5 separate regions of the Homo sapiens genome follow, and regions 2, 3, 4 and 5 are each linked to region 1. The links are chromatin contacts, found by Hi-C in ENCODE. All regions are on one chromosome and are shown on one strand. The core of a region is the stretch at or near the end of the contact, and the rest is flanking DNA. Distances in the headings are between cores, read along the strand shown. Region 1 has its middle 31 kb from the start of POU2AF1. Region 2 overlaps LOC105369484 (a long non-coding RNA gene). Region 3 has its middle 66 kb from the start of ZC3H12C. Region 4 has its middle 15 kb from the start of ZC3H12C. Region 5 has its middle 5.3 kb from the start of LINC02732.

Region 1 (2,521 bases), core at 15-2,514:
CAGGAGGAGAGTAGAAGGAGAAAGGAGCAGGAGGATGCCAGATCATTAGGGTGTGGGTCAGAATGAGAACTTGAGACTCCGCCCAAGTGGGATGGGAAACCATTGGAGGGTTTAAAACAAAGCAGGGGCATAGTTATGCCTTAAAAGGATCACTCTGGCTGCTGTTACTGTGGAAGAACAAAATTAGAGGCAACAAGACCAGGTAGAGAAGGATCACGTTAATCTAGGGTAGAAATGATGATAGCTTAGGCTAGTGTGGTAATGTCGGCGGAGATGCTGAGAAGTAGTTGTATATTAGACATATTTTGAAGGTAAAATTAATAGGATTTTCTGACAGGCTGGGTGCAGAGGATGAAAAAAGGAGGGAAGCCAAGGACGACCCCAAGTTTTTTGTCCGAGAAACTTAGATATGATTGCCATTTGCAAGAGGAGCTGATTTGATGGGGAAAATTGTGGATTTTGTTTTAGACATGTTAAGTTAGAAATGCTTACTGGAAAATCAGTAGACAGGTTGAGGATGCATTTGCTTATATGAGTTAAGGTTTGTGGGAGACATTTAAAGTAGGATGGACTTTAAGGATCTTCTACTTCATCTCACAGCTGAATAAACTGAGTCTGAGTGAGGTGAGGTGGCCTTGACCAAGGGCACACAATGAGTTGGTCATAGTGCTTACTTTTGGTCTTTTGTACTCATTGCATGCTATCTCTCCGTGCATGGAGAGACAGCAACAAATTAGGTCAACAAATTATTAAGGTAAATTTGTTTATTTGGAATTCCCAAACCTTATAGGGTTGTGGAAATGAAAGAAAACCCATCTTTGATATTTCCTGCCAAAGCCTCATTCCTAGGCTAGAGGGCTCATGGGTTGGATTCTAGGGGCCATTCTTGAATCTCTAGTTATATCAGGAGGATTGCTTGAGCCCAGTAATTTGAGACCAGCATGGGCAACATTGTAAGATCCCTGTCTCTACAAAAAATTAAAAAATTAGCTGGGTGTGATGCTGTGCACCTGTAGTCCAAGCTACTTGGGAGTCTGAGGTGACAGAGCCAAAACCCTGTATAAAAAAAAAAAGAGTTTCAGAAAGGCCCATAGACTCATTTTACAAATGAGGAAGTTGAGGCTTAGAGCAGTTAAATGACTAATTCAAGAGCCTATTGCAGGTTAGTAACAGACCTGAGACTGGAACTATGTCTTCTGACTTAACAGTGCAAAACTTAGGACTTGGAGTAGGGAGATCTGTCTTCAACTTCCATCATTTCCGTGCACCTAAAGCAGGAAGAATGAGTCCTTCACCTTCTTTAGGTTTTCACTTCCCCAAGTATGTGACACTATGCAAGTTACTTATCACTCCAATACATTAGCTTATTCATTTGTAAAGCAGAGTTAATCAAATGAGATAACTTACATAAAATGTTTCAGGAAATTGCTTTTTTTCCTACTATAGCACACAGCATTTCATATGCCAAAACCATCCAAAAGATAGGAAATCCCAATTGAACCCTTCATTAGGAAGAGGATACTGACATGGGAGAGTCCTGTGCGCATGACTTATATCCCTAGTGTCTTAGTCTGTTTGTGTTGCTATAAAGGAATACCTTGAGATTAGGTAGTTTATAAAGACAAGAATTTTCTTTGGCTCATGGTTCTGCAGGCTGTAAAAGAAGCATGGTGCTGGCGTCTGCTTGGCTTCTGGTGAGGGCTTTAGTGCTGCATCAAGACAGGCAGAGAAGGTCAAAGAGGAAGTGGGCACATGGGAAGACAGACCAAACCTGAGGGACATCCTGGCTTTATAAGAACCCACTCTCATGGGAACTAATCCATTTTCCCAAGAACCAATCCATTTCTCAAGAGCAAGAACTCACCCATTGCCTTGAGAATGGCACCAAGCCATCCCACCACAAGCGATCCCCCTATGACTCACCAGCTCCTATTAGGCCCTGCCTTCAACACCACCACAGTGGGGATGAAATTTCAACATGTGTTTCAGTGGAGTCAAATTATATCTAAACCACAGCACCTAGCCAGCTCCTTTTCCAGCTCCTATCATCTCCTAAAGGGGTGACTTTTAAATTTTTCTCCTCTACCACCTCTTCTATCCCTCTCAGAGGAAATATATGCAGTCAGATGGGAGCTTCTTTGATTTTCTGTAACCACAAACATCTGCATAAACACCCATTCCCATCTCTTCCTCCTTCTGAAATGGCGTTATCCCACTTTTTCCCTTGGCTAACTGCAATTCCCACTTCTTCTTTTCAACTCGACTCAGAGTCCACTGCATCCTGCCCACATCCACCCTCCCATTAGCAGATTGGCTGCCATCTTGTTTCCTCCCACAGCACCTTGTGTCTCCTTGATCACAGCACGAATCCCATTGTCTTATAATATTTGCTTACTCAAAAGCCTCCCTCATTAGAAGGTAGGGATTCTATTTGTCATCCCACCTACCTGGTGCCTGGCACACAGTATGTTCTTGACAAATGTCTTTGTATAGGTGAATAGGTGCACGATGCTCACTTGGG
Region 2 (2,521 bases), core at 10-2,509, 1.5 Mb after region 1:
TGATAATATAAACTATTCTGAACCCACTCAACAGTGCATAGTATAATGCTTGCAATCTTCCCCATGACCTCTCTTGCTAAGATACCTATTCACTTCCTTGATTAGAGAAAACCAAGGAATATAGGCATTTTAAAAACAGATAAAAGTTTTGATCATTTGAAATCTAAAAATGAATCAGAACTTGTAATTTTAAAGTGAATAATCACAAAAGAGAGAAATAGCTGGGTACTCTGACTTATATTCTAGATGACGTTATGTATCACAGTACAAATATTGTCCAAGTGAGCTCCCCTAAATTGTGTGTGTGACATAAAGGGAGGGGAACTTGTATTTATTTTGTAGCTTGCCAAGAGCAAAAGGCTGTCTCAACTTAAATTTTGGACATCTTAAGTTTGTTCATCTTAAATTTGGCTTTGGATTGCTATAGGTTTTCGGGTAACTATTCATATTTCAAATGATGTTATTATTTTGCTTCCGAAGGTTCTTACGTGTTTCTGTAGAATAGGTAACATATTAACGTATTTCACTTTAAAAACAGTAATTGTGGTTACTTTGCCTGCGTGAGTCTATATGTAAACGTGTTTGAAATAGTTATTGAAAGAAGATGTGCTCCCTGATCTTAATGAGGTTAAATCTCACTCTTGTTTCACTGTTTCAAATTTTATTATGATCTTAAATTAAGGTTATATTCACATGGACAGAGCAAAAATTCACCACTGGCATATCTATTTGATGCTGTCAGCCATGTTCACAGCCAGTCTGCAAAATTCATTAGTTATTATGTAAAAGGTGCTTTTAATCCTCAGTAGCAGGATTCTTTCCTTATTTACTTTCCTTTTGCCTTGTAGATATAATTTGAGCAAATAATTTGAAGATGGGTAAATAGAAGTTTGACTGAAGCTGATGAAAGTAAGCACATTGATTAATATTCTTATCATTTTTATAAACTGCATTACAGAAATACATAATTTCTGTAAAATAAAATGTAAAAACAGGCATGGAAGTCAGGGCAAAGGCATATGACTAGAGAAAAGTAAAATGAAACCAAATGTGAGGTGACACCTGGAAGGCAGCCTGTTCCTTTAACACACACAAGCACTCATTCAGGCTAAACAGTGTACACACTCATTTCCAGGTGGGCCACACTATTTAGTTCTATATTTTTAGTAGCCCATGAAATGAGGGGAAAGTGGGTTGGGGGAAATGGGCTAAATGTATAGAGTTGAAATTAAGTATGCTTGTGTAATGGCTCTATTGTTCTCTAAAGTGAGCTGTTCAAAGAACAAAATTTTAAAATTCACTTACCTCTGTAAGTTTCAGAAAGGAGGGAAGTGGTGTAGCTGATCATCTGAAAATATCAGATGATATAGCATAGTCCTATTTTTAGCTCTGAAATGCAACCATGGGACTTTAAAACAACATCCAGTATCTTTTGTTAGAGATGCCACAACCAGTCACGACTGGCTGGCACTGCAGAAAACAGAAAGTTATGGCAAAGGGAATTACTGTTGAGAGCAAAGAACTGGGGGAAAGGCGTCATGCAGTCATTGATGGCTGGTGGGTTCGCTCCAGTGGTACAAGAGTTTTGTGTGTGCTTAAAAATCAGAAGCAGCCACATGTATTCAACCTGTGTTTTTCATCATCAATGACTATGGGTGAAAGTGCTCTTGATTTTGAATGCTCACATGTCTGGGTGCCTTTGGAAATGTGCAATCTTGTCTTGGCCCTTTTAGTGACTGGCTTTGTAGTCCTGAGATAATTGCTTCCTATTTCATCGTCTATTTCCTCTCAATACAACGTGAATTAGATGGCCTTCGAAGACCCTTCCAGGACCAAAACTTTAAGCAGGTCCCACAAACCTCACACATATAAACACGATTCTTTTTTTAAACACCTCTACAGTTGAATTCAAGTAGCCCCTATTTCAATAACAGTGAGAGAGAAAAAAAAATAAATCAAATCAAGTAAACAAACAATAAACAAATTAACCTTGTCACTTTGATTTTCTTCTGGTTTAGAATTTAGTCTTTCGGTGTAATTACCAAGAATTTAAATTTTGTTGATTCAAAATTCAGGTTGTCAGGGGTGTCCTTTTCTCTCAAGGGCTCCTGTAACTCCTTGCCCCTGCTCTCCTGGATGTTTCCCTCCTCCTTTTTGTCCTGCTTTACTGCTGATGAAACTGGAGCGTTCCCTGACCCCCCCTAGCAGGACATGCAACAGGGGTGTAGCTTGTCTGTTTGGCACTGTGCATACTCAAACTCCTTACAGGAGGGGGAGCATGCAGATGGGCAGGTGCAGGAGCCGGACCGAGCACCCCTGGGCCCAGGCCCCATGGCAGTGTCTGTGGGTGGGATCCTGCAACCCCCAAAGCCCAAGTGGGCCTGTGTTACAGTGTGCTCTTTTAGCCTTGCTGTCCACGGATGGCTTAAGTGTTAACCAGCTCAGTGCCCTCTTCGTACCTAGGTCTTTGTCTGGTGTCCAGGAAGAATTGGGTCATATATAAACCTGAAGGATGTGTGCA
Region 3 (2,521 bases), core at 8-2,507, 1.4 Mb after region 1:
TAATAATAATATCCCTTAGGGTTATTTTGAGAGTTGGTGGTACCAGGCACATACCATAAATGTTAATTATTTCTGCTATAACACCAGAATTGAAGAAAGGGACTGGAATAAGGGAGAGAGAAGACACAAAAGAAAACATGCCTACAGAACACATTTGTCCAAAGTCCACTTTACCCAGGTCATCTTATCTCCCAAGGGAAAATTGGGTCTCAGAAAGAAGGCCAGGGAAACAGCCCTGCAAACTCCATGGTAAAGGTCTTCCCTCGGAGGGAGTATGTGCTGTTTAACATTCAACATGTGCCATGTGAAACCTCCTCCTGGTCTCATTTTTCCTCCTTACCTCAACCTTCCTGCACTCCACACTTCAGCCTTTTGGGATTTCTAATCTTCAGATAATGACACATGTCATTCTTCTGCTTGGGAAACATTCTTGGCTGATTACTTCTAACTTGAACGTTGGATCTCAGCTTTGATGTAACTACCTCTGGGAAGCCCCCCTGCCCCACTAGACTGAGCTGAGTGCCCCTCCTGTGTGTTTCCCCACATCATCTGCCTGAGAACTCATACCACTCATTATGATTTCTTGTTCATGCCTGTCTTCCCCACTAGGTTGTGGTCAGTGAAAGCAGAGACCACATCTGGTTTACTCTCCATAATATCCCCTAATCACCATCTAGCGTAAATGGCAATGAAGAGGAATTCAAGAAATACTAAATAAGCGAGTGAATGAATGAGTTTTATGCTGAGATTTAGGTGAGGGTAAGTTGCTTTGGATTTATGCTAGCATTTCTACTCTGATCTGAAAAGATCCTTGTTAAGACAATATTATTATTATTCCTCTTTTCCTTGTAGAAACTGTCTACAGATTATTTACACCTCAAAACATGAAGGGCTTTCCGTGTAGTTAAAGACAATGTAGGTAGGGGCCATTTCTGCTTACCAAACTTATGGTTTGACCAGGATCTTGGTGCTTTATCAGATAAAGAAGAATGTGTATATGATAACACTTGTTGGTATAGGTGTCTTCCAAATCATGTTGAAAAATACAGCATTAAAGCTCTGTGAAAGGAAAACTAATTTGAGTTCCTTCTCAGCTGGAACCTATTTGTACTATTTTGGGTACAAAAGACTCTCAATTACTTTCCCCTTCATTGGGACTTTTCTGATTTAGCATGTGACCTCCTCTCAATTGGTGGTTAAACATGGGTGACCATGCATTCATCATTTAAACCAAAGCACTTCTGAGTTCCAGCCCGTGACTTGAGCCTGAGAACAGTTCCTCTTTGTGTTATGTGTTCAACAAATGAAAGGGGAATCACAAGCCCTACTTCCTCTAGAACAGAGGATTGGAAGGGTGAGCTTACTAATATGTAGTTTACATTACACGTTGGGGTTGAAAACCTCAGTCCAGTTGCTATGCAATTGGGCTTTGGAATGGAAGAAAGCAACATGTGGAGGTGTCCATTTTATTTTTCCATGGAAAAATAATTCATTTTGAAATGGTTTCAAGCTTAAACAGAACATTTGCAAGTACAAAGATCTCCCAGGCTCCTCTCATCCAGTTCCTCAACTGTTAATATTTCACTGCATTCCCCTCCCCCTTTCTCTGTTGTATAATTTATAAAGAGGAGGGGAAAGTCCACTCTTGTTCCTAATACCATGGGTGCAGTATCAGCAGGAGGACTTGGCAAACAACCCAACAAGAAGGGCTGGAAATTGGAGAACAAAAGTATTTTCATAGGCAAATTCCATATGCTGGGCATTGTGCTAGTTCCTTTGCAAGCATTACTTCTTTAAGTCCCTGGAAGAATCCATTGAAGATTATGATCATTCGCACTCTACAGATGAGACAACTGGTGCTCAAAGGGATTAGAAACTTGCCCAAGGTCACAAGGCCAGAAAAGTGATGCACTTGTGTGTACCATTTTAAAGCTTCTCTTTCCATGACAGCTTGCCTTGTCACTGTAAAAAGAACATTCAATTGGGAATAAAAGGGTCCAGCCCAGTTCTAAATCCATGTTATCTTCAGCAAGCAACTTACGTTTATAGAGATTCAGTTCTTTCAACTGTAGAATGAGGGAGGCTGCACTAAATTAGCCTTAAGATTTCTTCCAGCTCAAAACTGAATAATTTAATAAGTGCCATATTTTTGCCAGGCTCACTGACAAAAGTACATTGAATATATTAGTGTCTACTGTAGGAATAGGAGACATAGAGCTTAGGACTTAGAGCTTATTTAATTCAGCAGCGAACTAGTTAATTTCTTCTATCTGTTGGGTTGTCCATTTGGATAGACATTTAAATGGTTGTCTATTTAAAGCATCTACCTGTCCTTGACCTTTTGCTACCTTTTGCCCTACCCTATAGCAGTTGAGTGTTCACTCCTCACATCCTAGGAGTTGGGATAATTCTGAGGGATAGAGGTGCCTCTGCTGGGGAAATTGAAGGAGTAGACTTAAATCCAATTGATTTTGAAATCATCCTTGGTTTGAAATCATCCTTGGGAACCTAGTAGTCACTC
Region 4 (2,521 bases), core at 9-2,508, 1.3 Mb after region 1:
GATGCTGGCACTGGAGGTGGCCACTAGAATTGTTATGCTTGCTGCTTCTGCAAAATGAATATAGCTTCTGTCCCTGCTATTACCCTTGCCAGAATGGACTCCTTGAGGTTCCTCCTTCTTTGGTCATGAGCTCTGGGTTCAAAATGTGAGGGGAATGCATCCAATCAGATGACTCAAAGCCACATGCCATCATCCTAGCTGCAAGAGAGGCCAGGCAAGCTAGTACTTAGAATGTTCAGCTTCTAGAGTGGGAGGTGGGCTCTGCCTCATGAGGTTTCTCATGCATAGTGAAGGGGCTTAGATGCTGGGGAGCCAAAAACATTAAAAATATATACAAGGTTTGTCTTCTGTTAATAAGCGCTTGATTTAGTTAATACAAGATACTTTGACACACAGCCTCTAATATTTCAGACATTTCCTTTATGGCTCTCAATTTTTGTTGGTAATTCCTGCAAGGTCCCCAAGAAAGTGATTCACAAGAGCCTTTTACCTGAATAATTTTTCTCAGGAATATTATGTAAATAGTATTTTTACTTCAAAATCTTAACATTTACCAGCATTAAAAATCAAGATATGTTTTTGTTGCACAAATATAATTGTTAATATATTGAATAATTAGCTATAAAAATAATGAATCAATTGGACACTTTTATATTTAAGATATGCCAAAATTACATAGCATTAAGACATGTATTGTCATGATAATATATTAAACAAGGAAGGAGTATCACAATAAATATTTTATTTATTCTTATATATTTTTTAGATTTCTGTCTGGACCTCTGACAATATACAGATGTAGTAAAGAAGATTCAATCTCTTTTTGTTGCTGGTGGACTATTTTTGTAGTCCAATATCTAAGACTAATAAGAAACTCTCTTATCAAAGCTACCTAATAGTCATTTCACAATTGATTAGCAATGCTAGTCGTGATGCAGATACATGCCACATGTAAAAATTTCTAATATCTATGGCCACTGTTTATTCTCTTCCAACTCCTAGTGTAATTAATTTAGAAGTTAGGAAATTTATAAGCCAGATGGGAATTAGACTATGCTCAAAAGCCCAGGAGACTTTTGTCTGTATGTTTTTGGTTGTTCCATAGTGAGACCATATTTTCCCCAGTGATGTTAATGAAGGGATGAGTGGCCTTTCGTTGGTGCTTACTCAGTCTTTGTCTTTCCTGTGAGTCATTATTGTTTTCTAGCTAGATACTGTGGCCAGCCCCGCTTTCAATATGTCATTTTCATTCATTTGGAAACTAAAGAGCTGTGCTTTGCACCACGTCCTTGATGTCAGCAAAGCCAGCTCTGTCGGACTAAAATGCAGAGACATGTTTGCAGCTAGTGCAAAGAGTTGCAGGCTGCCTATCTCAGGGAAACAGCTGCGTGGAGCATGTGAAAAGCGCTATTTAGAAGGGTTTGAGGGCTTGTATGCCTAGAGCAACTAGCACCTCAAGCCTGGCCTTGGTAAGAAAGCTGGCCTTCATCTTTGTGACTGGGAGTTACAGAATGTACCATGTAGGGGAGATATGAACTCCCTGTAAAATAGTGACATGACATATATCCCTAAGTGTCCCATGGGATGGTCATCTTATAAGGGATAAATGAGTTAATACATGTAAAACAGAAAGATTCTTGGTTATTAAAATGATCTAAGCTTTTCACATATGTTATCTCATGCAATCTTTATAACCACTCTATTCAGATAAGGAAACTAGGTCTAGAGATGTGACGTAAATTTCCCAAGGTCACACAGCTAGTCAGTGGCTGAGTTAAAATTCAAACTGAGTTCTTCCAGACAATCAGAGCCCTTAACCTTTACCAATGAACTCAAATTCAACACCTGGAATTATATTCTGTTAGTGATACCAGGGGCAAAGTACTGTAGTTGACATGGAAAGAAAAAAAAGTATGAATTAAAGAGAACTGTCCTGAGCATGCCCTAGTGTGATGCTCAGATAAAGGAAGGAGCCCCTGCTATACAGTTTGGAAGTTCCAGAAAGGAGACAGCTGAGCTATGTCCAGAAGCCATTTGAAAGTCTGATGAGGGATTCTGTTGACTTTTGCATTCTTCAGTGTATTTATACCCTTCCCCAAATTACTTCACTATATAAATAAACCTACAGGTGTGGGAAAATTGAGTGTGTGATAATTAAGATTGGAGACAAAGAATTAAAAAAGTCAAGATATGAAAACCCTTCAGTTTGTGATAATGATCATGGCACCTCAGTAGATGTCTAATAAATTGATGAAAACTTAGAGATTATCTCAGAATGTTTTGTATGTAAAGCACGGATTACATCAAACAGAATTAAAGCCTTTTAGATCATAATAAAAATAATTTATGGATGAATAATTTTAACGGGTGATTTGAAAAAACCTGGATCCTTCTAAGAAGAGACATGTGGTTGCATAAGACAGGAAGATTTACTGCAGTCAATTCTCAGAGGCCTCAGAGCTCTAGTTAGCATGGCCCCAGGCATTTTATGGTTTTTACAATCTATTTGCTTTTAACTATA
Region 5 (2,521 bases), core at 22-2,521, 1.1 Mb after region 1:
CACACCACAGTTTTCAGCAATACACTCATATGTTTATACTGACAGTCAAGACATGTTGGTGGCCCAAAATGAAATGATTACATTTTGTAGAACCTCCTTCCCATAGGAGGAGTGGTAACGAAAATGTCTCTGGAGAAGAAACTAGTTCATATCACTCAGAATTAATGTCCATCCAGAAAGAACACATACAAATAAAAAGATATGTCATATTCTTGGCTTGGAAGACACACATTGTAAATATGTCAGTTTTCTCTGAAACTGATCTATAAATTTTTTACAGCTCAATAACAATTCCAAAATTCTAATGGAATTCTTTTGGAACTTGGCAAAAAATATTAAAATTTGTCTGGAAAATAAAAATATGCCCGAATAGCCAAGAAAATTCTAACACAGAAGAATATTAGGGAGAGCTTTGCCAGTTATTTAAACTGCAGTATTTATTGCTGATATACTGCTGCAGGAATGGACAGATGATCAATAAAACCAAATAGTGAGAACAGAAGCAGATCCAAATACAAATGAGATTGGATTATATAATAAAGTGGGGAAAAGAAACACATTATTCAGACAACAGGCTAGTCATTTGGAAAATGAATAAAGTTGGTCCCTACCTTGAACTTCCAGATGGAATAAAGATTTAAATTTGTAAGAAATTATAAAGTACTACAAAGTTAGGCCAGGTGTGGTAGCTCATGCCTGTAATCCTAGCACTTTGGAAGGCTGAGGAGGGCAGGTCACTTGAGGCCAGGAGTTCGAGACCAGCCTGACAAACATGGTGAAACCCTGTCTCTACTAAAAATACAAAAAATTAGCCAGGCGAGGTGGTTGGTGCCTATAATCCCAGCTACTCGGGAGGCTGAGACAGGAGAATTGCTTGAACCCAGGAGGCGGAGGTTGCGTGAGCCAAGATTGTGCCTCTGAACTCCAGCCTGCATGACAGAGCCAGACCCTGTCTCAAAACAAAGAAACAAAAAAGTAATACAAACTTTCAGATGAATTTTTAAATATAATTTTTAAGTGAAGGAGGACTTGAGGCCTGACACTTGGCTGTTCAGGCATCAGATTCCCTACCTTTGAGGGAGGAATTCCCCACTGTGAGTGATTGTGGCGTGACAGAGCGCACTGTCTCCTGGAGCTGGAGGAGACCCATTCTACCCCAGCCCACACATACGGCCTTGTGGAAACTCCCTGTGGCTTGCTGATTAAAGAAGAAAATGTTCAAGACTAGTTTCCAGATGACTCTTCCCTGGTCTAAGGACACTAGCACAATTAGGACTATTGTTGCAACTTTCACCCGCTTAGGGGCGGCCTTGAAAGACAATTGAGAAGGAAAATCTTCCCAGGGGCAGAACTCTAAGCAGTACATCTCATGATCCACCTTCCTGGAAGGAGAAATGACCTTAGGATTTAGAATCCAAAGGGACAAAAAAAAAATGTTTCAGTCAAGGGACATATTAAAGAGCTCACTGAATAGGAAAGTGAAACTCTTACTTTGCCACTTTTTGGCAAACAGAAAAGAACGTCTGGGTATAGACTGGGTGATTAATTCTGAGTATAAAAGAAAAAGAGTTATTTCAGCATAATAGGAGAAGAGAGGTGACCCCAGATACATTTCCTCAGTCTCCCCAGCCAGGATGCTAGTAACAAGACATAGGCAGGACTGCTGAGGACTCAGATTCCTTGGAAATGAAAGTTTGGGTCACTCCAAGAAGTAAAGAACTCTACTAGCTTAACACCAAGTTGAGAGCAAAGAATCATTTTTGTCATTTCAAAGACAGCACAAATGCATTTTGGCTTATGAAACCCAGGAAGCAGACTGACTAATTTTGACTTGTCACTATCGCCCCATTTTAAGCACAAGGCCTGTTCACATTTCAGAGAATATATGTCTTCTTGTTCACTGATAACTCTGCAGAGGAAGTCTATAACATCTGCTGTTTTTTTATCCTGTTCTCTCTTCAGCCTCCTTCATCTCTGCCTCCTAGGCCTTGGAATGAACTCTCCAACTCTTTCTCTTTCGTAGTCCCTCAATTCACCAGGTGTTTCCCACCTCTGTGCACTTGCGCCATGAGCTCTTCCTCCACCCTCTCCCTCCATGGCTGCTTACTGACTGCCAATTGAGATTCACCCTGACAGTCCCCTCTGAAGCCTCACCAGTGTAGGCCCAACAGAACTGACCACTTCCCCCTTACTTCTGTCAGAGTACCTATAATACTTTATTGGCATTATAGGTTTGCATGTTTGTCCCTGCTTAGCAGACTTCTTACTTATTTACCTATTTACTTTTGAAACAAGGCCTTGCTCTGTCACCCAGGCTGGAGTGTTGTAGCATGATCATTGCTCACTGAAGCCTCAAACTTCTGGGCACAAGGGATTCTCCTGCCTCAGCCTGCTTGGCAGCTGGTACTGTCAGAGGCATTTGAACCATAGCAACTCCATCTAGAATAGGAGCTAGGTAAAATGAGGCTGAGACCTACTGGGCTGCATTCCCAGACAGTTAAGGCATTCTAAGTCATAGAAT

The links. Hi-C counts contacts between places; a loop is a spot of excess contacts on that map. Pooled maps may share reads with other maps.
Region 2: a pooled map shows a loop between it and region 1 (4-fold over the local background). The contact joins two enhancer-like sites. A Hi-C loop is called at or near these places in 7 of 37 single-sample maps with no recorded cell type and 5 of 50 pooled maps.
Region 3: a loop to region 1 is called in a pooled map, with 3 times the contacts of the local background. The contact joins two enhancer-like sites. A Hi-C loop is called at or near these places in 7 of 37 single-sample maps with no recorded cell type and 5 of 50 pooled maps.
Region 4: a loop to region 1 is called in a pooled map, with 4 times the contacts of the local background. The contact joins two enhancer-like sites. A Hi-C loop is called at or near these places in 2 of 37 single-sample maps with no recorded cell type and 3 of 50 pooled maps.
Region 5: a map with no recorded cell type shows a loop between it and region 1 (3-fold over the local background). The contact joins two enhancer-like sites. A Hi-C loop is called at or near these places in 1 of 168 maps with a recorded cell type or tissue (GM12878), 20 of 37 single-sample maps with no recorded cell type and 7 of 50 pooled maps.

What each region holds. Positions count from the first base shown.
Region 1 is chr11:111,408,736-111,411,256 of GRCh38, reverse strand. It overlaps a transcript of BTG4 not described here. Among named protein-coding and RNA genes, the nearest start is that of POU2AF1, 31 kb to the right of the region's middle. RefSeq lists an enhancer at 1,281-1,340. Within about 2 kb of position 1,264, at least 3 of the 41 ENCODE cell types and tissues checked have a DNase peak (open chromatin) inside an H3K27ac peak, as active enhancers do; they include GM12878, where a contact is called at or near this core.
Region 2 is chr11:109,955,214-109,957,734 of GRCh38, reverse strand. All of the region lies in intron 1 of LOC105369484 (a long non-coding RNA gene), which reads right to left. Among named protein-coding and RNA genes, the nearest start is that of LINC02715, 130 kb to the right of the region's middle. Within about 2 kb of position 1,259, at least 3 of the 41 ENCODE cell types and tissues checked have a DNase peak (open chromatin) inside an H3K27ac peak, as active enhancers do.
Region 3 is chr11:110,026,120-110,028,640 of GRCh38, reverse strand. No RefSeq gene overlaps it. Among named protein-coding and RNA genes, the nearest start is that of ZC3H12C, 66 kb to the left of the region's middle. RefSeq lists a silencer at 563-642 and an enhancer at 953-1,112. Within about 2 kb of position 1,257, at least 4 of the 41 ENCODE cell types and tissues checked have a DNase peak (open chromatin) inside an H3K27ac peak, as active enhancers do.
Region 4 is chr11:110,076,773-110,079,293 of GRCh38, reverse strand. No RefSeq gene overlaps it. Among named protein-coding and RNA genes, the nearest start is that of ZC3H12C, 15 kb to the left of the region's middle. RefSeq lists enhancers at 1,049-1,098, 1,399-1,568. Within about 2 kb of position 1,258, at least 7 of the 41 ENCODE cell types and tissues checked have a DNase peak (open chromatin) inside an H3K27ac peak, as active enhancers do.
Region 5 is chr11:110,348,546-110,351,066 of GRCh38, reverse strand. No RefSeq gene overlaps it. Among named protein-coding and RNA genes, the nearest start is that of LINC02732, 5.3 kb to the left of the region's middle. RefSeq lists enhancers at 971-1,500, 2,101-2,150. Within about 2 kb of position 1,271, at least 3 of the 41 ENCODE cell types and tissues checked have a DNase peak (open chromatin) inside an H3K27ac peak, as active enhancers do; they include GM12878, where a contact is called at or near this core.